Regions from separate parts of the Homo sapiens genome. Here all the other regions are linked to region 4. The links are chromatin contacts, found by Hi-C or POLR2A ChIA-PET in ENCODE. All regions are on one chromosome and are shown on one strand. Each heading gives the region's core, a stretch centred on a gene start or an enhancer-like site at or near the end of the contact. The rest is flanking DNA. Distances are from core to core; before and after follow the strand shown.

Evidence for each region. A loop is a pair of places that touch in the nucleus more often than their neighbours do. ChIA-PET counts read pairs that join two places held with the same protein, here RNA polymerase II (POLR2A). Pooled maps may share reads with other maps.
Region 1: a pooled map shows a loop between it and region 4 (5-fold over the local background). The contact joins the enhancer-like site here to the promoter of EHBP1 in region 4. A Hi-C loop is called at or near these places in 2 of 50 pooled maps. POLR2A ChIA-PET finds 5 or more read pairs at or near these places in 2 of 52 experiments (K562 and T-cell).
Region 2: a map with no recorded cell type shows a loop between it and region 4 (8-fold over the local background). The contact joins the enhancer-like site here to the promoter of EHBP1 in region 4. A Hi-C loop is called at or near these places in 6 of 168 maps with a recorded cell type or tissue (B cell, CD4-positive, alpha-beta T cell, CD8-positive, alpha-beta T cell and 3 more), 5 of 37 single-sample maps with no recorded cell type and 20 of 50 pooled maps. POLR2A ChIA-PET finds 5 or more read pairs at or near these places in 2 of 52 experiments (A549 and GM12878).
Region 3: a map of CD8-positive, alpha-beta T cell shows a loop between it and region 4 (6-fold over the local background). The contact joins the promoter of COMMD1 here to the promoter of EHBP1 in region 4. A Hi-C loop is called at or near these places in 6 of 168 maps with a recorded cell type or tissue (CD4-positive, alpha-beta T cell, CD8-positive, alpha-beta T cell, endothelial cell of umbilical vein and 1 more) and 19 of 50 pooled maps. POLR2A ChIA-PET finds 5 or more read pairs at or near these places in 2 of 52 experiments (A673 and activated naive CD4-positive, alpha-beta T cell).

What each region holds. Positions count from the first base shown.
Region 1 is chr2:62,095,222-62,101,803 of GRCh38, forward strand. The region is part of intron 2 of COMMD1 (copper metabolism domain containing 1); the gene reads left to right. Among named protein-coding and RNA genes, the nearest start is that of B3GNT2, 98 kb to the right of the region's middle. RefSeq lists an enhancer at 4,240-4,529. Within about 2 kb of position 4,115, at least 3 of the 41 ENCODE cell types and tissues checked have a DNase peak (open chromatin) inside an H3K27ac peak, as active enhancers do.
Region 2 is chr2:61,772,242-61,778,883 of GRCh38, forward strand. No RefSeq gene overlaps it. Among named protein-coding and RNA genes, the nearest start is that of FAM161A, 78 kb to the right of the region's middle. Within about 2 kb of position 3,835, at least 3 of the 41 ENCODE cell types and tissues checked have a DNase peak (open chromatin) inside an H3K27ac peak, as active enhancers do; they include B cell and GM12878, where a contact is called at or near this core.
Region 3 is chr2:61,903,296-61,910,859 of GRCh38, forward strand. It overlaps COMMD1 (copper metabolism domain containing 1), which reads left to right and starts at 2,379. Exons shown (of 3, transcript NM_152516.4): 1 at 2,379-2,563. The coding sequence starts at 2,384. RefSeq lists an enhancer at 2,441-2,630.
Region 4 is chr2:62,701,953-62,709,500 of GRCh38, forward strand. It overlaps EHBP1 (EH domain binding protein 1), which reads left to right and starts at 3,761. Exons shown (of 23, transcript NM_001142616.3): 1 at 3,761-4,100; 2 at 4,945-5,343. The coding sequence starts at 5,240. RefSeq lists an enhancer at 3,468-3,607 and silencers at 3,638-3,897, 4,018-4,097.

The DNA of each region.
Region 1 (6,582 bases), core at 2,865-5,364, 610 kb before region 4:
GGAGGGAAGATTAACTGTGAAACAAAAATATGCGAAACATTCAAATGCAGAACAAAGGGTCTATGCTACTAAAAATGCCCATGACATTAAACACTCCACAAACCTCCCATCTGTTGTTTTAACCTAAAAATTCTATTGGCTAACTTATACAATAATTTTGATTAATAACCTGAGAAGTCAAAATCTTGAAAGTAGCAAATGCAAACCGAGAGAGCATCCCGTACTTATTGGTACCATGTTATCAAGTCACTTTTTCTGGGTAGCCCTGGTTATTAAATCTCCAAATTCTAAATTACACTATCCCTGCCTGTAGCAACCTATATGTACATCAGATTCAGTATTTTGGCTGTATGTCATCAATAGCAATCTCCAATTTATCTTTGAAAATGCAGCCTTTATTTTTAGTTTTAAATGACAATAATCGTATAAGTGCAACTGACTCAGAATCCCTTGCTACTGTTAGTGAAAACCTAAATAACAAGATAATAATGGATTCAGCCTCAAAAGGATAATCACCAGATCAGACTACCCATTCCTGGAATTAAAAAAAATGGTTTATGTTGTGTAGTCAAGTTTCACAGCATGCATATATATATATATGCATATCAGGGTTATATATACACACAGGTATATATAACCCTGTGTGTATATATACACATACACACAGGTATATATAATCCTGTGTGTATATATACATATATATATATATGTATACATATATGTGTGTGTATATAAAAATCTGGGTTATATATACACACACATGCTCGTGTATGTATGTATATTATACATGCACATTTCTATTCAAATAGTAAGATTCCATATTCAAAAGTTTGTATCACAATATATGGAAAAGAGTTAAGTAAGTAGTGCAAAGCAACTAACTTTCTCCTAAAAATGTAATGTCATTCCTACATTTTAAGAAAGCTATGTAAGTATTTTGCTTTTATGACATTAGGTAGGAATGCTGCACCGCTGCCTAGCAGCTTTATTAAAAAACAATGAAAACAAAATGTTAAGATTGACTGTTACTCTTCTCCATATATTGGGCAAAAAACTAAGAGGGAAGAGAAAAATCAGTAACCTTTCAAAACTGATGATCTTTATCAGCAGAACTAGACTGAATTTCACTACATTTTAGAATGAACAGCTTTCACCAACAAGTCACCATGTTTTTGAGTTAATATTCCTAGAGCATTCTCATTTATTTCATGTACAAAGAGGGTAAAAGGAAGACTATGATTGGGATGGCCTAGAACAGGTGCTTGGGTGAGAGCCTGTTTTAGATCTTCTGTGTGTTGTTTTTTTCCCCCCTCTTCCCAGTGGATTGGGTCCAGCTGGGTCTGTTTTAGATTTTTATATAGGGGTTGGGCATTAAGGAGTAGTTTGGAATCCAACTCCTGCCTGTCAACTCTAAGAATCCTATTAATTGTTTTTTAGTTTTGGGCAGGGGAAAGGTCGTAATAGCAGAGATTCTCTCAGAGTTTATTAATAGCCCCCTTGGGGAAATCATATGTCCCAAATACTTAACTTGGGGAGGCAAAATTGTAATTTATCTTTTGACACTTTGTGTCCCCTAAAACGAAGCCATTGTAATAGGTGGACAGTGTCTTCTCTGCATTTTGGTAGGGAGGATAAGCACAACAATAAATCACATACTGAATTAGAGTAGATTCATTTGGAAATTCAATGTCATCTAAATCTGGCTTTAGTATTTGAGAAAAATAAGTAGGACTTTCTGAGTAGCCCTGGGGTAAGACTGTCCACATGTATTGGTGATTTGCCCAAGTGAAAGCAAAAAGATACTGGCTATTTTGCTCCACAGGTATACTGAAGAATGCACTACATAAATCAGTAACAGAGAAGTGGCTGGCAGTGATAGGAATATTGGACAGTAAGGTGTGGGGGTTAGGAACAACAGGGTGTCTAGGAATTATTATTTTATTTATAGCTCTTAGGTCTTGAACAAGTCTCCAGCTTGTCCCATTTGGCTTTTTAACTGGGATAATTGGTGTATTCCAAGGGCTGGTGCAGGGTATTATAAGTCCTTTGTCTAAATCGTCCTGAATGACTGATTTGATTCCTAGTAAGGCTTCAGGTCTTCGGGGCTATTGCCTTACGTTTGGCAGGGGTTTGGATTTACTTAGGGTTGGCTCTATAGGGACTGCTGACTGAATTCTACCAGTATCTGTGGAAGAGTTTGCCCATAGGGAGTCTGGTACCTTAGGTAAGAAAGGCTCTAATTCTTCCTGTCCAGAATCTTGATTAACTTTCACAAGCATAATGTACATGTGGGCTTTTGTAAGTCTGCATCTCCCAAGTTGAGAATCATTTCTCCCTTCTGTGAAAATGAGATGTGAGCATTATGGGTCTCTAGGAAATCCTGTTGTAGTAGGTGTATGGGGGTACTATCTACTATAAGAAAAAGGTGATGCCTCACTAGTCCTCCTAATTAAAATTGAAAGGGATTTGATTTAAAGGCTATAATAAGAGAGTTTGAAACCCCTACCATTTGGACTTTTTCTTTACTCCAAGGGAGAGGGTTTTTAATCTAGGTAGGGATGAGGACCGACAGTATAGCGCTGGTGTCGACAAAGGCTCTGGTATTTTCCCCATTTATGGCTATTTCTACTTCTCCTAAAGCATTAGTTAGAAGTAGGGGGGAAACCCTCTCTGTTCCCTCAGAGCATCCCTATTCTGGTTTTTGAGTTGTTCTGGTGCCTTCCTCTGGGGCCCTTTGCCCCCTTTGTGCAAGCACCCGTTTAAGTTTTTTGCATTCTTTTTTTAAAATATTCTTTCTTTTTGCAATAGTGGCAAATTGCTTCCTCTTGGGGTCGCTTAGATCTCTGGGGACCATGGGACCCTTGCAAACTCCCAACTTGGTTTCTAAGTTGTTTTAGTTGTAAACTCATAATTTTAGAGACTGTTTCCTTTCCTTTCTTTCTTTTTTTTTTTTTTTTTTGAGACAGAGTCTCTTGCCTAGGCTGGAGTGCAATGGCGCGATCTTGGCTCACTGCAACTTCTGCCTTCTGGGTTCAAGCAAGATTCTCCTGCCTCAGCCTCCCGAGTAGCTGGGATTACAGGCATGCGCCACCACACCCAGCTAATTTTTTATTTTTAGTAGAGACAGGGTTTCACCATATTGGCCTCCCAAAATGCTGGGATTACAGGTGTGAGCCACCGTGCCTGGCCTCCTTTTCTTTCTTAATGATTGTGACAGCTAGGTCAGCTAGGGTTGATGTCAGCTAGGGTTGACTAAGTGACTGGTGGGCAAGGAAGCCCAAGCCACATTATTCCTCTTTATTAGGGTTGCTAACTCCTTATCTAAACCTTGCATAAACCCAGAATTTAGTAAGATGTCACTTACTTTCCCCAAGGGTATTCCTGAAAACTGTTTGAATGTCTTTTCAAACCTGATATAAAAGTCAGGCACAATTTTGTTTGGGCGTATTTTACATTGTTTCACCTTTGCCCAATCTGTAACCGTGGAGAATATCTGTGGTACAGTTTCACAGAGGCGATTGCAGAGCTCTCCATTTCTGTCTTCCAGCTGCATCTATTTTGTCAAAATCTTCTAAAGGCTGTTTCCAATCTGCTACTCTAAATCATTCTTCAGCTTTGTTCTGGGGACCAGTAACTCAATCAGCTGACACATGTCAGAGAACCCTGGATCATAAGTCTTAAGTGTTAATTGGAATTCCTTAGCAAACTTAAAGGGATCTTCAGTCGGACTGGGGAATCCAGGTACCAGGGCCTTTAACTCTGATTTGGTCCAGGGGCTATACATTATGTTAGGATCCCCTCTGCCTGTAGGTTTTACCCTAAAAGGAGCAACTACTCTATTATTTTATCCAGCTATTTCTGGTCCCCCTGTGGCTTGAGGCAAGGGAGTAGGGGAGGGAGAAGGAAAAATGAAATTGTCTGGACAAGGAAGTTCAGAGAGAGCAGAGGGTCAGGAGGAGCAGAAGGGGAGACAGTTTCTGGAGCCTTCCTGATTTTAGAAGTGGCGAGACAGTTTCAAAATTTTTTTTAACTTCCTAAAGAGAGGCAAGCTTATCGTTTCCTCTTTTTGATGATTCTAGATGCCACCTAAGTACGATTCCCATTCATTTTCTTTGATTCGGGAGCCTCAGTTTTCTAATCTAGCACACAAGAAAACCAATTTAGGGACATCAAAAGTTCCCCATTTTGGAAACCTTAGACCTAGGTCATCTTTAGTAAGATCTTCCTATTTACATAAATACTCGCAAGTCAAGGCACCATAATTATTAAACATAAACCCAGCTGTGGTGCCCACTGGGGACCGCTCTCCTTGCCTTTCCTCTCTTTTGGAGGGTTTATTTGCTATCTCTCTCTTTTTTTTTTTTTTAAGAGCAATTGACCTGTGGCCTAAGGCTTTTGTGTGGTGGATCAATATGTGCTGCTTGTGGGCAGCACTTTACAGTGTTTCAACACTGAGTCGTTTCTACCCTCTTACGTGTCTCAGTTTCTCTCTTCAGAGGTCTGTCACCTCTGAGAGGGCTCAAAACACCAGGCGACCAGCCCTTATATGCGTTTCCTGGACAAGCCTTCTTAATATTTGTTGGGGAGTTTCCTGTAGGGCCGCTGCATGTTGCGGAGAGTCAACCTCCCAGACACTCCCACGAGGCCCCTGGTCACCCAGGGGCGCCTTCCAGCTGGGAGGAGCAAAATGCCCTTTCTCTTCAAAGCTGAGGAACTCACTCTCTCATTTGCTTATGAAAAATAATAGTTCAGTTCCTCACGCAAAGTGCACACAGACAAGCCAATTGAGATTAATTTTGAGAGAAAAGGCAATGGAGAATGACTGTTTTGAATACACCTCTGAAACCAAAATTAAGATTTTAACCAACTTCCTAGGAGAAAAGAGAGAGAGAGAAAAAAAAAACAGCTCAGAATAAATCAAGGACCATCAACCAAAATGGGAGGTCCAGGACTCAGGAGGACTTACCAGTTTCACCAGAGGAGAAGCTAGAACTTGGTGAGGTTTCACTGGGCCCCTGCTAGTACCTTAGCTAGGGTTTTAGGCAACTCCTTCAGGGTCCTGAGTCTTCTCTGTGGCCCCACGTGTTTGGGCACCAGATTATTGTTGAAGAGTCAAACACTGTAAAATATTTGAAGAGATTTATTCTGAGCCAAATATGAGTGACCGTGGCCCGTGGCACAGCCCTCGGGAGGTCCTGAGAACATGTGCCCAAGGTGATCAGGGCACAGCTTGGTTTTATACATTTTAGGGAGGTATGAGACTTCGATCAAATACATTTAAGAAATACATTGGTTTGGTTCAGAAAGGCAGGACAACTCAAAGGCAGGAGGCGGGGAAGGGGACAGTAGGGGCAGGGAGGTACTTCCAGGCTATAGGTAAATTTAAACATTTTCTGGTGACAATTGGTTGAGTTTATCTAAGGACCTAGGATCCACAGAAAGGAAATGTCCAGGTTAAGGTAAAAGATTGTGGAGACCAAGGTTCTTTTGAAGTCTTATAGTAGCTGCCCTCAGAGACAATAGATGAAAAATATTTCCTATTCGGATCTTTAAAAGGTACTAGACTTTAGCTAATCTCTTCAGGATTGGGAGGACCTGGAAGAAAAAGATCTAGCTATGTTAATAGAGATTCTTTACAGATGCAGGTTTTCACCCTACAAAGGATGGCTTTGCAGGGACATTTTCAAGATATGGCAGAGAAACATGTTTTGGGATTAAATATTTTGATTTTTTTGCCTGTCTTATAATGTTATGCCAGAGTCTGATTGGAAAGTAAGTCATGACATATAGGGTTAAATAAAACCCATCTGATGAGAATTTATGGTTTGTAGGACATGACTCCCCAGATCTCTTAGATAGGAATTTGGGCAAGATTTAAAAAAAAAAAAAATGAGAGCTTAGTCCTCAATGGCTTTTCTGGGCTTTTATTCACAACACCTCTGACACCAAAAGTATAGGTTTTTTCTCCCCTGCATGCCAACCAATTCTCTGATTCTCTGAATACCAACTGGATGTTCTACAATTAAATTCTGATACTACCCAGAGTTAGTGGAGACCCCACAGGTCTTAACCCCATTTTGGATGCCAGTCAAAAGTATTGAGTCCCTGCCAGGCATGGTGGCTCACACCTGTAATCCTAGCACTTTGGAAGGCCGAGATGGGAGGATCACTTCAGCCCAAAAGTCAAGACCAGCCTGGGCAACATAGCAAGACCCCATCTCTACAAAAAATTTAAAAAATTAGCTGGGCATAGTGGCAGACACCTGTAGTTCTAGCTATTCAGGAGGCTGAGACAGGAGAATCACTTGAGCTCAGAATGTCTAGGCTGCAGTGATCCCTGATTGCACCACTGCACTCCACCCTGGGTGACAGAACAAGACCCTGTCTCTCTCTCTCTCTATATATATATATATGGTCCCCAGGTTACCCACACTTATATCTAGCTACAAATTGGGTAGTCTCATGATCCCTACCCCCCAGTTCAATAATATGCTAGAATGGCTCATGAAGTAAAGTTCTTTACTTACCAAGGTATGGAGGAGGAACTCCAAAAGCTTCCATGCCCTCTCCAGGTACACCACC
Region 2 (6,642 bases), core at 2,585-5,084, 930 kb before region 4:
ATATAATCCCCGTTTAGGAGAAGCACCACATAAAGGGTACCAAATATGAGTCAGTAGTAGACAGAATACCTCATAAAGACCACAGTCTTATATGGGATTATTTAAAATTACATTTAACCTTATTTCAGCATGACTACTTTGACCAAATTATTTGCTGTCCCCAGCTTCAGCATAGGACATAAGAAAGTGAAATAATATCAAGTGCTACTGCGGCCACTGTTGTATGAATATGAGCGTAGTTTTGTGCCAACCTGTCCTCGAGATATTCTCTCTTATCTCATTGGCTCAACTTGAAGCGTGTTCCCTTTACTGAGGGGAATATTAGGCACTGATTTGCTTAGACAAATGAGCAAAAATCTCTATGAACACATTTTTCTACAGCTAGAACAATTTCCCCTTGATAGAATTTCATTGACTTTTCAGATAGGAAGTCATGTGGTGTCATGTGGGGCTTCTGCTTTATAAATGCTAAACATTTCTAGTATGATGTTAGTTCAGTCTTATGGACATTGTAGCTGTGTCTCCCAACTTGTGTTGCAGCCATGTGATTATAGGGTAGGGGATGATTGAGTTCTTATTTTCAGAGATTACCTCTGATTTGCTTATTTAATCAGGCAGTTCTATGGCTCTTTTCACAATAATTGCCAGGTCTAAGCAAATCGGTGCCTACTATTCCCCGGGCTAAAGGGGAATATGCCCAAATTGAGCCAGTGAGATATGAGAGGTTACCTGGGGGACTCTGAAAAAGAAGGTCCTGAATCCTTGTGAGAGAACTACCAGGTAGATAACCACCCATCGTGGTTTGCCTGGGACTGCAACATTTCCCTGAACATAGAAATTTCAGTGCAAAATCCAGGACAGTCTGGGCATACTGTGATAATTTGTCACAATAGCTACCGGAACTGAACGCTTTCTTTCCTTCTGGGCACTGTTATGTGCAGATGTGAAGCTTGTGACTTCTGAGGACATTTTGCCATAAAGAAGGAAGCTAGCCTTATAATGAAGTTCACAGAGCAGTAAGCTACTAGAAAAATGAAATTGGGTACAGTATTAGGCCATTCTTGTGTTGCTATAAAGAAATACTTGAGACTGGGTAATTTATGAAGAAAAGAAGTTTAATTGGCTCACGGTTCTGCAGGTTTCACAGGATGCATGGTGCCAGTATCTGCTCAGCTTCTGGGGAGGCCTCAGGGAGCTTTTACCCATGGTGAAAAGCAAAGAGGGAGCAAGCATGTCACACGTCAAAAGCAGGAACAAGAGGGAGTGGCAGGGTGGGGAGTTCTACACACTCAAACAACCAGATCTTGTGAGTTCTCACTCACTATTGCAAAGATAGCACCAAGCCATGAGGAATCCACTTCCATGACCAAACACCTCCCCTCCCACCAGGCCCCATCTCCAACATGTGGGTTACTTCTCAACATGAGATTTGCACGGGGACAAATACCCAAACTATATCAGGTACATTAAGATCTTAAAAATGCCCTGAATCAGGCCGGGTGCGGTGGCTCACGCCTGTAATCCCAGCACTTTGGGAGGCTGAGGCAGGCGATCATCTGAGGTCAGGAGATCGAGACCATCCTGGCTAACACGGTGAAACCTTGTCTCTACTAAAAATACAAAAATTAGCCGGGCATGGTGGCGGGCATCTGTAATCCCAGCTACTCGGGAGGCTGAGGCAGGAGAATCGCCTGAACCTGGGAGGCGGAGCTTGCAGTGAGCCGAGATCGAGCCATTGCACTCCAGCCTGGGCAACAGAGCAAGACTCCGTCTCAAAAAAGAAAAAATTCCCCTGAATCAAATTAGCTCTAAAGCTTCCTTTACCTCTGTCTTTTCAGTTAAATAAGCATATATATATCTTCTTTTTTGTTTATGCTAATTTGAATTTAGTTTCCGCTATTTACAACATAAGGATTTCTTAGGGACACAGTCTTGTGGCAGAAATTACTAGTTGACCCTCAAAATCATTCTTCCTCTTTCAATGGTAACAGCATCCTCAACTTTTAAGTGGATATAACTGCCCAGAATATAAATACATCTCCAAGTCTTTCTTGTGGCAAGGTGTAGCCTTGTGAGTATGTTCTGGCCAAAAAGATATAAGCAGAAATATTATGTACAGCTTTCAGGACGTGTCCTTAAAAGCACACAGAAGAACTGTGTGCTTTCTCCTTTACCCTTCCTTCTTCCTGAGATGGCTGGAGCTATGTTACAACCATTTTAGATCATGAGAGAAATAGGAAGAAATCAAGGTCACTCATGGCAGAACATCAGAAAGAAGGAACCTGGGTTTCTGACACAATGAAGCACCATATCCAACTTGGGGCACTTACTTCCTACTTTATGTAAGAGAAAAATAGACATATATGATGTAAGCTACAGTTATTCTGGGTTTTTCTTTTTTCATCATTCAAAGCTGAGCCAAATCCTAGCTAACACTAAACCTTATATATGTTTCATTATGTACTTTATTTAAAAAAATTTTTTTTAGACAGGGTTTCAGTCTGTCACCCTGGCTGGAGTGCAGTGGCACCATCATGGCTCACTGCAGCCTCGACCTCCCAGGCTCAAGTGATCCTCCTGCCTCAGTCTCCTAAGTAGCTGGGACTACAAGTGCACACCACCATGCCCAGTTAATTTTCTTTTTTTTTTGTAGAGACAGGGTTTCACCATGTTATCCAGCTGGTCTCGAACTCCCGAGCTCAAGCAATCTGCCTGCCTCAGCCTCCCAAAGGGATAGGATTACAGACATGAGCTACTGCACCTAGCCTCACCATGTACTGTTTGCTGTTGTTGTTGTTGTTTGAGACAGAGTTTCACTCTTATCACCCAGGCTGGAGTGCAATGGTGTGATCTTGGCTCACTGCAACCTCTGCCTCCCAAGTTCAAGCAATTCTCCAGCCTCAGCCTCCCGGGTAGTTGGAATTACAGGCGTGTGCCACCATGCCCGGCTAATTTTGTATTTTTAGTAGAGACAGGGTTTCTCCATGTTGGTCAGGCTGGTCTCGAACTCCCAACCTCAGGTGATCCGCCCGCCTTGGCCTCCCAAATTGCTGGGATTACAGGCGTGAGCCACCACACCCGGCCCTCACAATGTGCTTTCTTATAAGTCAAACTCTACCAGGTAACTTATAAATCGTAAATGAATCCCACTCCAAATTTCTGAATTATTCCAGTTTTTATGTGACATTTTTGATGGGATAAATGAGCATTAGTAGTAAATGTGCTATATTGAAAGAGAAACACAAAAAATGGGAGAATGAACATGAATGTATTATTTTTCTAATATATTGAGTGTGGGAGTCTTAAACCTTCCAATTATTAAAAGGGTCAATGATGGATCCAGTAGTTTAAATTATAATGTTAATATTTGGGCCTGGAAATATATTTTTAAATTATTTATATTCAATCAGCTTTAAAATATTGTAAAACTAGAAAACTGTAATTCAAATTATCTTCTTGTAACATCACTGCTTTAGGAAGTTTCTAGTTCCAAGTAAGATGGAGTGAGCAAATCCCAACCTATCTCTCCTACTGAATGTAGCTATTAACCTGGAAAGAATGCATGGCTCCCAAACTTGAGGACTGAAAAGTAAATCGAAACAGAAAGGTTGGAGAAGAAGGCATGAATATGAAGTACCACTGAACATGCAGAGAGCTTACCATTTTTTCCCCTCTGATATCCCTAGTCTGGACTTGTGCAGCCCAAAAGCCTGAAGTCCAAATCAGTGTGGACAGAAAGAGCTCCAGGAGAAGGCTTCTAGATCTGGCTTGAGGGGTGGAAAAAGAGTTTCCTAATATACAGACAAAGTGGGGGAAATCTCATGTGCTTTGTTTTTTGTTTTGTTTTGTTTTTCTTTTCTCCATTCTCTAGCACCCAAACCTCAAGTAATCCTATAAAAGCAGAAGTGAAAATGACATTAATGGTAAGAGGAGCAGGCAGGTGCCTAAAACTTTGAGAAAAGAGAACTTTCCTCTCTGATCAGAGGTGCTGTGTTCCCAAAAATCAGAGTAGGGTAAATGGCAAACCCCCACTGCTTTCTTTTTTCATCTCTGTCCTCCCACTGCCTCGCTCCAGACATAAGCGTAGTTACGGAAAGTGAACAGAAAAGTAGCGTATGTACTTGGCTGGGCACAGCAGCTCATTCCTATAATCCCAGCACTTTGGGAGGCCGAGGTGGGAGGATCACTTGAGCCCATGAGTTCGAGACCAGCCTGGGCAACACAGTGAGACACTGTCTCTACAAAAAATACAAAAATCCGTTGGGTGTGGTGGTGCGTGCCTGTAGTCCCAGCTACTCAGGAGGCTGAGGTGAGAGGATCTCTGGAGCCCGGAGGTCAAGGCTGCAGTGAGCTGAGATTGCACACCTCAGCCTGGGCAACAGAGAGAGACTCTGTCTCAAAAATAAAATGAAAAACAAAACCCAAGTTTTCTGATCAGAGAACTATAAAAGGGAGCCCCAAGGAATTGGGATAAAACTAGGAAATTGAGTAGAGGAAGGAGCAAAAGTTTATGATTTCTGAGGTAACTCCCAAGCTGTACATGTGTGGATCTGATCCTCAACACTGTACCACAGGCTGTGAGAACTGAACTACACAGTTCCTGCCTCAGACCTTGACTGACCACTGGGTCAAGAACATTCAGGACTGATCCAAATAACACTGCAAAGCCTTTAAAAACAGAACTGATATTAAAATTACAACCTAGAGAAGTCTAATTGGAGTTTACAGTCTAATCCCAACCTGACTGATTATGGCTAACACAAAAATGTCAACATTCACTCCAGGATTTAAACAAAACCTCTAGTCTCGTAGCATAATATTCAAAATATCCAGGATACAATCTAAAATTACTCAGCATTTGAGAAACCAGAAAAATCTAAACTGGGAAAAGATAATTGATAGACACTAACACTAAGATGACACAGATGTTGGCATTATCTGACAAAGACATTAAAGTAGGTGTTATAAAAATATTCCAAAACATCCTTGAAATAAATGAAAACATAAAAAAAAGAAAGTCTTGGCAAAGATTTCCCTTTTTTTTTTTTTTTTTTTTTTTTTTTAGGACAGAGTTTTACTCTTGTTGCCCAGGCTGGAGTGCAATGGGGCAGTCTCAGCTCACTGCAACCTCCGCCTCCTGGATTCAAGCAATACTCCTGCCTCAGCCTCCTAAGTAGTTGGGATTACAGGCACCTGCCACCAAGCCCAGCTAATTTTTGTATTTTTAGTAGAGATGGGGTTTCACCATGTTTGTCAGGTTAGTCTCAAACTCCAGACCTCAGGTGAGGCTGCCCACTTCAGCCTCCCAAAGTGCTGGGATTACAGGCGTGAGCCACCACACCTGGCCATGATTTCCTATTTCTATTGTATTCAGTTTTTCCATTTGAGAACTGAAAAATACAATAGCCAAAATTTAAAACCCACTGGATGGGCTCAGAACAGAATGGAGATGGCAGAGGAAAGAGTCAGTGACCTAGAAGGTACATAATAGAATTACTGATCTGAACAACTGAGAGAAAAAATTACTTAAAAAATAGGAAGAACAGAGCCTTGGGGATCTGTAGGATAGTACTAAAATGCCTCACGTAAATTATTAGAGTCCCAGAGAGGAGAAAGACTGTGATGTAGAAAAAGGTTTTTGGCCAGGCACGGTGGCTTACGCCTGTAATCCCAGCACTTTGGGAGGCCGAGGTGGAAGGATCACCTGAGGTCAGGAGTTTGAGACCAGCCTGGCCAACATGGTGAAACCCCATCTCTACTAAAAACACAAAAATTAGCTAGGTGTGATGACACGTGTCTGTGATACCAGCTACTTGGGAGGCTGAGGCAGGAGAATCACTTGAACCTGGGAAGCAGAGTTTACAGTGAGCCACGATCATGCCTGTTGGGAGCTGAAAAGGACAAAGAGATCGTGACCACTGGAGGCTATATGATCAAACAGCAAACTGTTTATCATGAATGCAGGATGTGAGCAAACTCACGACTGTGCCTGCTGCCAGGAGGTTTGCTGAGGGCAATCACTCCCTGGCACCGGGCTCCTTGAAGTTATCTACTGGGACAACTAGAGCCTACTGTTCAAGGAATGTGGTCTTGCAAGCCTACTCTAGACCGAGCAGCTGACCTCTTCTTCCACACCCCCACTTGTCTCTATCTCTTTTGCCAAATAAATACGGAGGGCTGTTCAGGACCCTTGTCCACTACAGGCAAGGTGCCCTCTGACCCCTTCTTCCAAATATAATCTTTTGTCTTCGTCTTTATTCCCACGTTCGCCTGCCTTTGTTCAGTCCACCACGGATTGAGATCGGTTACAATGCCACTGCTCTCCAGCCTAGGCGACAGTGAGACTCCGTCTCAAAAAAAAAGAAAAAAGAAAAAGGCGTTTGAAGAAATAATGCTTGAAAACTTCTCAAATTTGTTGAAAGACAAACATACAGATTCAAGAATCCCAACAAATCCCAAAAGGATAAACCCAAAGAAATCCATCCTCAGACACGTCATAATCAAACTGCTGGATAAATAAACACACATGAAAAAAAATTTTTTTTAAGAGACAAGGTCTCACTCTGTTGCCCAGGCTCATAGCCTCAACCTCCTGGTCTGAAGAGATCTTCCAGCCAAAGCCTCTTGAGCAGCTAGGACTAC
Region 3 (7,564 bases), core at 1,129-3,628, 800 kb before region 4:
TAGCTGGGCGTGGTGGCGCATGCCTATAATCCCAGCTACTTGGGAGGCTGAGGCAGGAGAATCACTTGAACTTGGGAGGTGGATGTTGCAGTGAACCGAGATTGTGCCACTGCACTCCAGCCTGGGCAACAGAGTAAAACTTTGTCTCAAAAAAAAAAAAAAGAATACCTCTTTACTGGATAAACATTAATTAAAGTAGTCTAGATGAGTAGATTCTCAACAATGTGGCACTGCCTTGAAAGGGGCATTTCAGTTGTCACTTTTTTTTTTTTTTGAGATGAAGTTTTGCTCTTGTCCCCAAGGCTAGAGTGCAGTGGCACCATCTCTGCTCACTGCAGCCTCTGCTTCCTGAGTTCAAGCAATTCTCCTGCCTCAGCCTCCCGAGTAGCTGGGACTACAGACATGTGCTACCATGCCTGGCTAATTTTTGTATTTTCAGTTTCACCATGTTGGCCAGGCTGGTCTCGATCTCCTGACCTCAGGTGATCCACCCACCTCAGCCTCCCAAAGTGCTGGGGTTACAGGCGTGAGCCACCATGCCCGACCTCAGTTGTCACTTTGAAGGAAGGGTAGGAATGGAATAGGTGGGAGAGAGGTCAGATATATAAGACATCTTCCCATGCAGGGTACGTTCATAAAGGTGAAAAACCTGTTTGTTATTATCTAAGCCTAAAGTCAAACTCTATTTTATATAGAAACACAATGTATTATTATTATTATTTTATTTTTTTGAGACGGAGTCTCCCTCTTTCACCCAGGCGACAGAGTGCAGTGGCGTGATCTCGGCTCACTGCAAGCTCCACCTCCCAGGTTCATGCCATTCTCCTGCCCCAGCCTCCCGAGTAGCTGGGACTACAGGCGCCCGCCACTAGGCCCGGCTAATTTTTTTGTATTTTTAGTAGAGATGGGGTTTCACCGTGTTAGCCAGGATGGTCTTGATCTCCTGACCTCGTGATCCGTCTGCCTCGGCCTTCCAAAGTGCTGGGATTAGAGGCGTGAGCCACCGTGCCCGGCAACACAATGTATTTTTAGTTTAGCATTAATATATACAGAATATTCCAGCTTTGCAATGACTGTAGAGTGAGGAAAGAGTGTTTTTTGTTGTAAACTTTACCAACTGTTGTTCACATTTCAGAACATCAGTTCTTAACATTTCAGAACATCATGTTACCAGAAGCAACTGCCCTCCCTCTGGAGTCACCAATACCACACACCTGTATCAATTTGCATTTGTAGAAGTCACAGGTGGTTCTACATAAAGATGTAAAGATGCAGACATCTGGCTACTTTGTATGTCTTTTAGTCAACTAGTATAGGTGTACCCAAACACACATATTATATTATAAATTCCTTTTCATTTTATGATAAATTACAATTAGGTCATTAAATTGATTTTTCAATTGAGATATTCACATACTGTGAAACTAATCTTTTAAAGTGTACAATTCAGTGGGTTTTAGTATATTAACAAGGTTGTGCTTCCACTTCCGGAATGTTTTCATCATGCCCCAAAGAAACTCTGTACCTATAAACAGTCACTACCCATTCGTCCCCTTCTCCAGATTCTGCCAACTATTACATTACTTTCAGTCTCCATGGATTTGTCTATCCTGGACATTTCATATAAATGGATGTCCAATATTTGGCCTTTTATATCTGGCTTCTTTTACTAATCCTGTTTTTAAGTCTCATTCACGTTGTAGCATGTATCAGTACTTTATTCCATTTTATGGCTGAATAATATATTGATTTTAAAAAATTATATGGGTGGGAAGTTATATTAGCTATGCATTTCATTTCAGGATAGTAAATAAGGTGTTAAAATATTTGTCATATAAAAGAACATTGGATCAGAGCCACTGATCTAGCTGGAAAGACAAGTGTATATAAAAAGGCAATTAACAACCCAAAGAAAAACATTATGTAATCAGGAGATAGTTAAACTTCCTGAAAAAAAGGATGACAGGTAAGGATTAGGCAGAGATTAAATCTGAGTGATCGATCCTATTCAGTTAATGGGTTGGCAAGTCCTGGAATGAGATACAGCCATCTAAAAATTAAACTGCCAAACTTATAGGCTGCTACCCCATCTCCAGTAATCTCTGCGAGCAATCTTTCTTTCCAGTAGGCTCTGCAGTGATGAAGGGGATCAGGGGAAGCAAAGTGACCCTACTGGAACCAAACGGATATTTCCGTGGAGGTATCCTAAGGGGATGGGTGTTGCAGAGCAAAGCTGTAAGCTGCCAACTCTGACCCCTGGGGAAGCCTTGCCTCCAGGTTCCCCGAGGTTCCCCGTGGTGGTTTTGCACAGGCTATTTAGGCACATCTCGGCCGCCGTGGCGGGGCACGGCTCAGCTGTTGCGGGGCGGGGCCTTCGCAGAGCATGGCGGCGGGCGAGCTTGAGGGTGGCAAACCCCTGAGCGGGCTGCTGAATGCGCTGGCCCAGGACACTTTCCACGGGTACCCCGGCATCACAGAGGAGCTGCTACGGAGCCAGCTATATCCAGAGGTGCCACCCGAGGAGTTCCGCCCCTTTCTGGCAAAGATGAGGGGGATTCTTAAGGTACTGCTCTTTTCTGTAGTCTCCGGCTTGGAGCAGAACCCCTTGGCCGCTGGCTTCAGACTCTCCCCCCCTTGCCTTCCCCTGTCCTCACAAGCCGAAAGGCTTTTCCCTCTCAGACCTCCACTCCGTGGGCTCCACATCGGGCTCCTTCAGATTTGCTCGTTCTGTCGCCCCTTCTCTCTTTCCTAAGGGGGACTTTTTCTGCTGAAGTTCCCAGTCCCCCGGTAGACTGACACCCACAGGGGTTTTTCCTTCAAGACATTTCTGTCTCTTGGTAACAGTCGCGTTTCCTCAGCAGATCTGTGGGATCTGGTGTTTTTAAAATTAAGAGTTTTAGGTCGCTAGCTTTCCCCGGTTGTGGAAGTTGGGAGCGTTAAAATGAGCCAGTGTCTGCTGGATAAGGGGTGGCTTAGCCCGAGTGACATCTGTCAAGCAGTCCACTGCGTGGTTAAAAGAGCATAATTACCAGCTTGAAGTCAAAGTATAGACTAGATCGTCCAATAGAAATATGTGAGCCAAAAAGGTGAAATTAATATTTTAGTAATATATCTTATTTAATCCAGAATAGCCAAAGTATTATCACTTCACATGTAATCAATATACAGAATATTGACAAGATTTTTTGTTACTTTTTTCACTAAATCTTCGAAATCCAGTATTTTACACTTAAAGCACATATCTCGGACTTGCCAAATTTAAGTGCTCAGTAGTCACATATGGCTAATAACCATCATATTGGACAACTCTATTTAGACCGAGAACTAGTTATAGGAATGTAGTGTCAATGTACTCTAGAGACAAACTGTAAAAAAATTACTGACTTTTATAGGTCTCCTATGTGTTAGGAACGTACTGAGATGTTTTACATGTTGTTTCATTTGTTTCTTGAAAAAAAAACCTTATATAGTGGACACCCATGGTAAAGATTTAAGAAACAGGTCCAGGGAATCTAAACAGCCTAAAATTCATTTTGATTAAAGTCAGTGTTGAAATTTAATCCACTATCCTTTTGAATTTGCTATTTTTTCAAAGCTGTTTATTCTTTAAAAGGCACTTCTGTATTTTTTTAAACTGATTTTGCCTACAGGATTTGAATCCAGAAAAAAAGCAAATGAAAACAAATATTTCACACAGTAAATGGATTGTCTCATGGAAATGTAAGGAGTAATATCTCAGGTGTGATCCTAGACATTCTAAGTAATCTTAGTTGATATCAGTCATAAATCACTAGTGAATGCTTTCTATTTCTTTTGTTTTTTCTTTTTTTGAGACGAGTTTTGCTTTGTTGCCAGGCTGGAGTGCAGTGGCCCGATCTCGGCTCACTGCAATCTCCACCTCCTGGGGTTCGAGCCATTCTCCTGCCTCAGCCTCCCGAGTAGCTGGGGTTACAGGCATGCGCCACCACACCCAGCTAATTTTTGTATTTTTAGTAGAGACTGGGTTTCACTATGTTGGCCAGGATGGTTTTGATCTCCTGACTTCGTTATCCGCCTGCCTCGGCCTCCCGGAGTGCCAGGATTACAGGCGTGAGCCACCCGGCCCGGCCAAATGCTTCCTATTTCTATCAAATTTTACTCTTTGAGCAGTCCAAGAGAGTTTCCTAGAAAATTTGACATCTGGGTTTTTGAGGTGTTTGGTCTCCTATGGGGATGAGGCCTATATCTCTTCTGCAGGCTAAGAAGAGACAACAGCACATGTGTAGGTAATGCTTTAGAATCTCCAAACATTGGGGGCTACTTCTCCTCTCTAGGTGGACGACATTTTGATTCATTTGTTTTGTTAGGAGATAAAACAGCAGGATACCCAGGGAAGAGTTTGCCTGAAAACTCTCTTATTTTATTTTTATTTTGAGATGGAATTTTGCTTTTGTTGCCCAGGCTGGAGTGCAATGGTGTGATCTCCGCTCTCTACAACCTCCGCCTCCCGGGTTCAGGTGATTCTCCTGTCTCAGCCTCCTGTGTAGCTGAGATTACAGGTGTCCACCACCACGCCTGACTAATTTTTTTATTTTTAGTAGCGACAGGGTTTCACCATGTTGGCCAGGCTAGTCTTGAACTCCTGATAGCTGATCTGCCCACCTTGGCCTCCCAAAGTGCTGGGATTACAGGTGTGAGCCACTGCATCCGGCTTTACTTTATTTTAAATACATTGCTGAATAATAATATCCAGGATACTTGAAGTTTTCAAGTGGCTCTGTGTTGTGGAGTGGCATGGCTCTCTTGGTGTTGGGAGTAGGCAACAGAAGATTTGCAGGTGCCTGGCAGCACACTGATTAGTCTGAGGAACGAAGGGATATGCCTTTGATTGTTTTACATAGGGCTGAAACCGTGGGCTCAGGATGACATTCAGTTCCAATCTTTATTGAACTCTTTTTTTTTTTTTTTTTTGAGACGGAGTCTCGTTCTGTTGCCAGACTGGAGTGCAGTGGCGCCATCTCGGCTCACTACAACCTCCACCTCCCGGGTTTAAGTGATTCTCCTGCCTCAGCCTCCCGAGTAGCTGGGACTGCAGGCATGCACTGCAGCGCCCAGCTAATTTTTGTAATTTTTGGAGAGATGGGGTTTCACCATGTTGGCCGGGATGGTTTTGATCTCTTGACCTCATGATCTGCCTGCCTCAGCCTCCCAAAGTGCTGGGATTACAGGCGTGAGCCACTGCACCCAGCCTTTATTTAACTTAAAAGCAACACTGAGGGTTAAATTTCTCTAATTATTATTTTTTGAGACGAGTCTCGCTTTGTTGCCCAGGCCAGAGTGCAGTGGCGTGATCTCAGCTCACTGCAACCTCTGCCTCCCGGATTCAAACAATTCTCTGCCTCAGCCTCCCGAGTGGCTGGGATTACAGGCACCAGCCACCACGCCCGGCTAATTTTTTTGTTTTTTTGTTTTTCAGTAGAGACGGGGTTTCACCATCTTGGCCAGGCTGGTCTTGAACTCCTGACCTCGTGAGCCACCTGCCTCCACCTCCCAAAGTGCTGGGATTACAGGCGTGAGCCACTGAGCCCTGCCAAATTTCTCTAATTCTTATGGAAACATAAAAAACAAACATGATTTTAATTTATTTTTGTTTTAATATTATTTTTTGAGACGGAGTATCGCTCTTGTTGCCCAGGCTGGAGTGTAAGTAATGGTGCAATCTCGGCTCTCCGCAACCTCTGCCTCCCAGGTTCAAGCAATTGTCCTGCCTCAGCCTCCTGAGTAGCTGGGATTACAAGCATGCACCACCACACCAGGCTAATTTTGTATTTTTAGTAGCGATGGGGTTTCTCCACGTTGGTCAGGCTGGTCCCGAGCTCCCGACCTCAGATGATCTGCCCGCCTCGGCCTCCCAAAGTGCTGATTACAGGCATGAGCCACCGCGCCTGGCACAAACATGATTTTTACACTGAAAGGTTTTGCAGATAGAACCTCTATCTGCAGTAAGAGGGAACATACACAAATAAGCATGATGCAAGGATGTGATTGTATTTGTAAATAGAATTGTGAGTAAGCACCTGAAGATAGATTAAGAGATATCAGTTCTTTCTGGCAGGCTTCTTAGATATGCCATTTTTGCTGCCCTTGAAGAAAGTATAGCATATTTTAGACTGAGATGAAGGGTAGCCGTATACAGGATTCTGAGTTAAGAACATAGCATGGGTGGGGTAGGAAAAAAGCAGGTTCAGGAAATGGTGAATAGTCCAGTTTGATCACAATATGGGGGTAACCAATGTGGAGTATTGGTGGAGGAGGCAAGAAAAAAATGAAACAACCTTTTATTCTTATAATCTTGCTAACTTCTATTGCTGCTCTTAAGCAGGATGTACATTTTTCATATAAATGACAACAGAGTTCATACTTTCAGTTATCTATGTAATATCATGGTCTGTGAAGAAAGTGAAAATGAAGGGTGACAAGAGGGTAGAAGCAAAGGAAGGAAGGAGGGGACATGTACTTCCCAGCAGGGGATACAGCGGACACACGTGTTAACAGCCTCCTTATTGCCAACTGCCTGGAAATATATTTCACAGGCCATGTTTTCAGGTTCAGGTGCTCCCTGAGCTGTAGCCCTTCCCTCTGACTTTCATGTTGTGTGCCAAGGTGTTATGTAGTGATTCCTGGCTTTTGTACTGGTTCTGTTTTCTGTTTAGAATGGAGCCCTCCTATCCTACTTGACTGGGACATTGACCCTCTCTAGCTTTGCCTGTTAATCACAAAAGGACAAACCTTTCACCTGCTTGTAGATATGCGAAGCTGGCCATTCACTTGCTCTAGTTTTTATTTTTGGGTAGACCCTAAGGAACAATGAAGTCAATGAATTGGGAATGGTGTGTTTATTTAAGGAGATAACATCCTATAGATAAATACTCTTGTATTTATATATAAAATATATAAAAGGCAGTTGCTAAACACTGCCCCCCCCTTTTTTTTTAAGACGGAGTCTCACTCTCTTGCCCAGGCTGGAGTGCGGTGGCTCGATCTTGGCTCACTGCAACCTCTACCTCCTGGGTTCAAGCAATTCTGCCTCAACCTCCTGAGTAGCTGGGATTACAGACACCCGCCACCACACCCAGCTAATTTTTGTATTTTAGTAGAGATGGGGTTTCACCACGTTGGCCAAGCTGGTCCCGAACTCCTAACTTCAAGCAGTCCACCCTCCTTGGCGTCCCATAGTGTTGGGATTACAGGTGTGAGCCACTGCGTCCGGCCCAACACTGCTATTTTAATCTACTTTTTTTGCTCACATTATAATTCAACTTCTTATAGGTATGAGTTTGCGTGATCTTTATTGCTATTGCTGTTAACCTTGTGGATATGCTCAATTCCAGTAAATCCCAGTTTACTGAAAGAGCATAATCTAACTATGAAGATCAATCACCTTTTGTATACCTTAGTCTGTATTCACTACTGCCCTCTGGTGATGATTTTGTATTTCCTCATTGGAATTTTAAACAAAAAATTTTAGGCCGGGCGCCACGGCTCACGCCTGTCATCCCAGCACTTTGGGAGGCCGGGTCAGGTG
Region 4 (7,548 bases), core at 2,511-5,010:
AGTGGATAAATCCTGCAATAATACCTCTGACAATTTTTACTGCAATAACTGTAAAACCCAAAGATAAGAATTTTATCACCAGGAAAGATAATAGTAATTCAAGCCTATGGTTGCATTTCATAGTCTTGAATCTCCATTTGGGGAGTTTCTGAGGCAGTGACTAAAAAAGCTGTTTCACTGAAAATAATTTCTGTCATTTTCAAAATTGTCATGGCAGAGAAGATTTAAAGTTTTTGGATGCCATTTTCCACTTATTTCTTTGTATTCTATCTTCATTTTAAGCTTGATGATATTTAAAGGCAAATTTTAAATTATTTTAAATGTTGCATCTTCTGTTAAGTAAAACATTTTGCAGTCAACAACCTGGGTCAAATGGACAGGATAATTAATGTAACTTGCATTAAACCTGGGACAGAGGGAGACGATAAATCAAGATCCGAGTAAATAGGGAATTAGAAGGGGGCAGACACAGTGGGCAATCCTGGAAGTGGGAGGGTGAGTAGGAGGTACCTGTTGGTTGGTAGGGGAAATGGGACCTTAAGAAAAGGGTAACTTCTAGCATGCCAAAAGTTCTCAGCTAATATATGACATAAGGAGTTGTCATGAGGATTGAGGATAAGTGCATTCTTAGTAATTATTATAAAATCCTGAGTCCACCTAAATTATTGCTGTTCCAGTCTTGGTACCAATTGAATTAATGGGAGATAAATAATATTGAATGTACTCTTTAAGACTCTTTAGTCCTTGAGGTAGCGATGTTTGGCACTAAGTATTGCCCAAGTATTCTTGAAGGTCTGTTTTGTTCTTTTCTGTCTTGTTTATGTTTGCTACCAAACACAATAGCATATGCTACTAGTTACCATTTGACTGTTTACTATGTGCCAGATACTTTATGTACATATCTTCCATTTTCTCAACATCCCAGAAAGGTAGGCATGATTATGTTTTACAGGATCATGCTTTAAGAAGCTGGGACTCAGAGAGGTTAAGTAACTCGTGTTACTTTCTTGTGTACACACCGAACATGTTCCTGAAAGTCTTTAAGAACAGGGACTGTAACTTTTATGTACTATTGGTAATATTTAATATGATCAGGCTGGAAGCAGTGGCTCATGCCTGCAATCCCAGCACTTTGGAAGGCTGAGGCAGGCAGATCACTTGACCTCAGGAGTTCAGCCTGGGCAACGTGGTGAAACCCTGTCTCTACAAAAAGTATGAAAAATTAGCCTATCAGTTAATAGACTTGCTCCTTAAAAAAAAAAAAATTAGCCAGTCGTGGTAGCATGCGACTGTAGTCCCAGCTACTCGGGAGGTTGAGGTGGGAGGACTGCTTGAGCCTGGGAGGGTGAGGCTGCACTCCAGCCTGAGTGACAGAGAGAAACCCCGTCTCAAGAAAAAAAAAAGATTAATACTCGGTATTCAATAACTATCAGCAAAGCAGGCCAAAAGAGCTGAACATATTCTATATTTAATATTCTTCAATAAATTTAGTTAGTATACAGGTTGTTTTTTAAAATGTTATAGGGGGAAGAAGTAGCTGCTCTGTAGGGCCTCCAGGAGACAGCCTATGAACATGAGGTCAGTGGCAGAACAGGGTCAAGAGCTGTTCTTAATTCCTTCACTCATTTAGTAAACGATTCTAACTTTGATCTCTTCTTAGCTACCTTGGTGTCTAGAAGGAAAAATAAGAGTTTACATCCAAGACAAATATTTCCCCTAAAAAGAAGAGCTGTCATAAGAAACTATCAGTCTCTTGAAATTTTCCACAACTTGAGGAAGATTCCCTAGGGATCCTACTCCTTTATTTTTTTTTAAGACACCATTTAAAACTTATTACTTTTAAGGGAATTTCTTTACAATAAAGTCAGTCTCTCTATTTTTTCTCTCTTCCCCCTCTCCCTTTGGAGTAAGGGAAGCATGTTAAAAGAAACCAGAATGACCACATAAGAAAGTTTGAGAACTTCCAGAGAACAGTAATAAATAGGGTGCAAAAACCTTCTGATCATCATGTGGATTGTTTCTGAAGGGTAACTTGGATGAAAATAATTTATGACCATTTCTACAAATAAGCCATTAAAAAACTCCACACACTTAAAGCCTACTAAAGATGCAGAATATATTATTATATGAGATCATAATGGCTGTAGGTTGTAGTGACTTCGTAAACCACTCAGGAAGGACATCAGAGAACTCTTAATAGAAAATAAGAATCAATATGATTATTACGATTATCTTAACATTTTAGAATTGACTAGCAAAATAAGCGATAACTATGCTGTTTTCTGTAAAATGCACACTGTGCTCTTGTATTATTAGATCATTTTCTTTATTGAAAGTGGAAATTGAATTAGATACTGGATTCAAGCCTTATATCTGTCTCCCCATCTCTCTTGATTCTTCAACATGTCTCTCCACTTTGTCTTGGCCCCCAATGTCTACAGATGGACTCAATTCTCACCCATCACTGCTCTCTCTTCCTGTCCCTGAAAGAATCCTCCCTAGACCCTAACACCTTTCAAGCTACTTTGTCCATGCACCCTGCTTTCCAACCTTCGTAAGATTGAATGATCCTTGTTTCCAGAACCCATCCCGCTTGCTTTCTTTTTATGTTAGCTTGCCTCTCTTTTTTTTCCAAACTGTCTGCCCATAGCTTGCTGATGCGCCTACTTCTCTGATTATTCCTTCTCGGTCTCTTTCCCATTTTACTCTGTTTATTCCTTAGATGCTAGGATTCCCCTGAAGTTTCATTCTTTGTCCTCTTTCTCCACACCAGGGGTCTGTGAACCACCTAAAACTGAAAACAATTTTTTGTGTTTTGAGACAGAACACTTTTTCCCCCTTGAGAAAGTATCTGTAGCTTTCATATTCTCAAAAGGGCCCTTGGCTCTTTTAACAAGATTGAGTGTCCCTGCCCTCACTCTGCCTCCTCCTTTTTGCCTTTGACCACCCTTTTTATATGCTAGCTGTTCCCAAATCCATCTACAGTTCTCACTAGGGGCAAAAGAGTCCGACAGCGAAGAGGAAACCAAGATTCAAAGAAATGTTGAAGACTCCGAACAATAAGAAATTGTACTGTACACATTTTGTGTCTAGCTCAGCTGATTCAATCCCACTGAAGACCAGTTGACTCTATGTTGGGCGGGGAGCGGCCGGGGTGTCGGGGGGTGCCTGACAGGGTCATTACTTCAGGTTGTCAGGTAAGATCCCAGGAGGAACTGGTGAAATAAAGGCTATGCGCAAAAACCCTAGTTGCCAGTGGCGGAGGAGAGGGCGCGCCCAGGTCCTGGCGGAGATGAGAACAGGAGAGAAACCCACAGGCAGCTGCACTGCCCACAGCTGCAGCGAAGCCAATCTCTAGGTCTGCAATCACCCTTAGGGGCCAGAAACCCAGCCCCGCACCAGCGGCGCCTTTGACGGACAGCCACCTTCTGCAATCACCTTGCAGTTCACTATAAACACTCCCTATTCCTCCCGCCTATCGCTTCCCTCTCCAAGCCAATCAGAAGAACGGGCGGGATCGTCCTTAGTCGGTTCCTTCTTTTTTTTTTTAAAAAAAAGGTAGCCTGTGCGTCGCATTCCGGCTTCGGGGAAAAACCACCTCCCGAGCAAGGGCAAGGCGGAGCCCCTGTGATGGGCAGGCAGTTCTACCAATGAGGTGCCCCAGCCGCTGTAAGACCCGGCCGCCGAGGTGGGCGGGGCACGCGCGGGGCCTGGCCAATGGCGGCGGGGCGGTGGAGGTTGAGCTGCCGTGGGTAGGGTTAGTGTGAGAGGTGCGGCGGGGGAGGTAATGATGATGGTGGCGGAGGAGAAAGGCGGGGGAGGGGGTGCTGGGCGCTGAGCGGTGGCTCTGGCAGGGCTTGGTAGGGTGGGGGACGGTCGCGGGGCGATCTGTCAGGGAGGGGGTGGGCGTGAGGGGCGCCGTCCGCCTGAGGGGCTGCAGATCCCGGCTACCGCGAGCGCCGTGGCTGGCTTGGCTGTTCCATGTGGCTCCGGCGGGGATGGAGGACTCGGTGGCGGCGGCGGCTGCTGCTGCGGCGGCGACGGAGGAGCGGCTATGAGAAGGGAACGGGGCCAGACTCAGCCCGACAGCGGGATTAGAGGTGTGAGGAGGGGGCGGGAGTGGACGAGCGGCGGGGCCGGGGCTCGGGGTCCGGGCTGGGGTCTTCTGGTATCGCCTGGGTGACAGGGACCGCGGACGAGCCACCGCCTGTCTCCGCTGGGGGGCAGGGGTCTGGGCTCCGTGCGTGAGGAGACTGGGCTCCGGCGGACTGTTTCCCTGAGGATGGGGGAGGGAGGCACCGCACCCTGCACAGTCCACTTGCCCCGCTGGTCATTGCTTCACCCCCAGGCAGGAGTTTCCATTTCCCTCCGGTTGGCAGCGAAGGAGCCCAAGTGGCCTGGAGCCGGGACATTGCCCTCTCTCTGCCTGGAGATTTCCCTCCACTCCTCGTTCCCCATCCATTTCCTCCCTCCGACTGAAAAATAGCATTCCTCCTGGCTCCCTAATTTGTTCCAAGCACATATTGTCGGACTTGAGGCTATTAATTATCGACTGAAAAACAAAGTTTATTAAAAAATACTCCACTTCTCCCTCTTTCTGGCGGTGGACATTAAACAGCATCCCTAGACTTTCCCGCTCTGCTCGCCCTTCAGTGATGCTAACAGGGGGAGGTAGGGCCCCGAGTTACCGTCTCTCTGGATTGTTGTTGGTGCTGACTACCTGATGTGTCGCTCCACGTCTTCGGTGTGAATTGTAATTTCTTCCTTGGTGTCTTGCATCCTTGATGTTACTGGCTTTTGAGGTCAGTGTTTTGTTTCATTGTTTAAAAGACATGCAGAGAACTGGGATGGTCTTTTGCAGCGTTATTTAACATGGGTGGTTAGTCATTTCTCATGATTCTCTCCTCATATTCTTTCTCTTTTTGTCTTTGTTTTGCTTTTCAGCCCTCCAGAATACCCATCATATAGCCCCTGAGGTGGCATGGTGATGTCTCCATGAGGGAACCCCTTCCCACTCATCCTGTCACGTATATCATAGTGTTCTTGACTGGGCCATTCATCTAAGATGGGATTTACCCTGTGAAACAGGGAGAAGACTTATGGACCCCAAGCATCATTTCGAGTTGTAGTTGAGTTTTTAAAAGACATACATGCAAAGTTCCTTTGCTTTGGACCCTCTGCATTATTAAAGCTGCTGTATTGCTAACCCAGAACTGCTCCAGTGTCTTGACTGATCATCATGGCTTCAGTTTGGAAGAGACTGCAGCGTGTGGGAAAACATGCATCCAAGTTCCAGTTTGTGGCCTCCTACCAGGAGCTCATGGTTGAGTGTACGAAGAAATGGTAAGATGTACCTGGAGGTAGATTTTGCTGTGCTGTGGCCTAAGCATACTGTGGCCTAAACTCTGGGTCTTCTGATAGTATATTTACCTTTCTATAGTGCACTAGTGTGTAGAAGCTGGGTGGGGCGCAGATAACTCTAACAAGTACTGTGCTGTGCACTGTTGCTGCTAGTACCATCCCTGTGGATTTTAATTACTGCGCTTCAGTATGGCTCAGAGGACTGTAACTGTGAGAGCACACTAAATACAATAGATTTGGTTTTGAGGTTATTCATCATTAGTGTTAAAATAACTTTGATTTTTGTAATTTTAAGGAGACAAAGAATGGCTACTGAAATATTGTGAGCATTAATCCGTATATTTTAATATAACAGGCATATGATTTAATAGAGTTTTAATATAGAAGTCTATATTCTTGTGGGGTGATGGTAATCTATTTTATTTTTGTTTTTTCATTTTTCCTTGCTTAGGATAAAGAATTTTTCATTATTTGATTAATGGAATGCCATCCACAAAACCTTAGAAATTCTTTTGTTAAATGCTTACTCAGGCAACTGTATTTTATTTTAATTGCCTAATGGGATACATTTCTTGGCCAGATTTAAGGAAGCAATTAGTAGTGCTGGTCTGTGATTGGCTTTTTTCCACTTGAGAAGAGTAAATATAGGGCTTTCTTTCCATTGCCCTGAATGATAAACAACAAAAATTTTTTATTTAGTGAGAGAAAAAAGTTAATTTTAAGCAAATGGTCGTTTGGGTCTTGATTTACTGCAGTGATTAAGCAGTAATGGACTTATTGCAAAATAAGTCCATTTCTTTGTCCAGAAGGACTGTAATTCAGGTCTGTAATAATTTTTCTTTTTAACATCCATTTTATTAGATTAAAAAAATAGCTTGCTTTATTCTAGAACTCTTATATTTGAATATTTATTTGGAACTAGTTTCTGAATGCTTTTCTCTTCAACTTATTAGGAATATTATTTTAAAATCAGTTTGAGAAATGCATGCACTCATTACCTACTTTATACCAGGTACTGTGGATTTAGAGTAGAATACAACATAATCCCTGTCCTCAAGGAGTGTGCAGTCCAGTATAAGGAGAGTCACATGAATAAATTCACCGTGAGAGATGCAATAATATAAATATGTATGACATAAGGATTTTAATCTGTCTCGATACAGTTGAGTATCTTTGAGGACGGGTTATTTAACTTCTCCGTGATTCAAGTTTCCATATCCATAAAGGTCATAATGGTGCCACTTCATGGGGAGGGTAATTGTGAAGATTAAATGAGTTAATACATTTAAAATGCTTGGAACAGTGTCAGGGACATAGTGCCTAATAGATGCCATTATTATGTACAGAGGTCGCAGAGGGAAAAACAATTCTTTAAGGGTAGAGGATGAGTTGTTGGGATGGCTTCCTGGGATCTGAGCTGGGTTTTGAAAGATTCATAGTTGTTGTCCAGGAAGCCAAGGGAGAAGACGTAAAAGACATTCTAGACTGAAGCAACAACCTATGCAGAAACATGGGAGGCTTACCTAGCATGGGATGTGCTGGAAATTCAAGTAGTATAGTTTGATATTAATGGGGTTTAAAGTGTAGGATTGGGGGGCATGCAGTGAGATATGAGGTTTGAGAGTCAGGCAGGACTGAAAGCATGTTAAGTTATGTGCTGTTAATAAATGATTTGGGGATTATTCTGTAGGTGATAGGAACATAGTAAAAGATTATGAGCAGAAGAGACATTAGGTTTGCTATTGGAAAATCACCAGGACAACAGTGTAGACTGAGGATCATAGTAAAAAGGTGACTGGAAGCAGCAATATTAGGGTAGCTGTTTTAATAAATAAGGGGAGACAAAAGGTTAGGACTAGGCAGTGGCAAAGGGAATGGAGAGAATTAACTGGAGGAACACTCAGAACACAAAATGGGTAGGATTTGGTGGTCATTTCAGTTGGGGATCTGAGCAAGATGGGGATGAGGGAGAAGAAAAGGGCTAGATTGACATCCAAGCTTTTGTGTTGGAAATTTGGATGTATTTGACCAAGCTGGAGAAGGTCGTGATTATAGGTGTTTCTTAACTTGGCAGTATACTGGGAGCATCAACGTTAAGATGGTTAAATTTTAATCTTTTTCTTAAGGGAAATAGAACATTATCAGGTGATTCCTCAGTTAGAAAATCAGTTTCTTCCTCACAGTTTG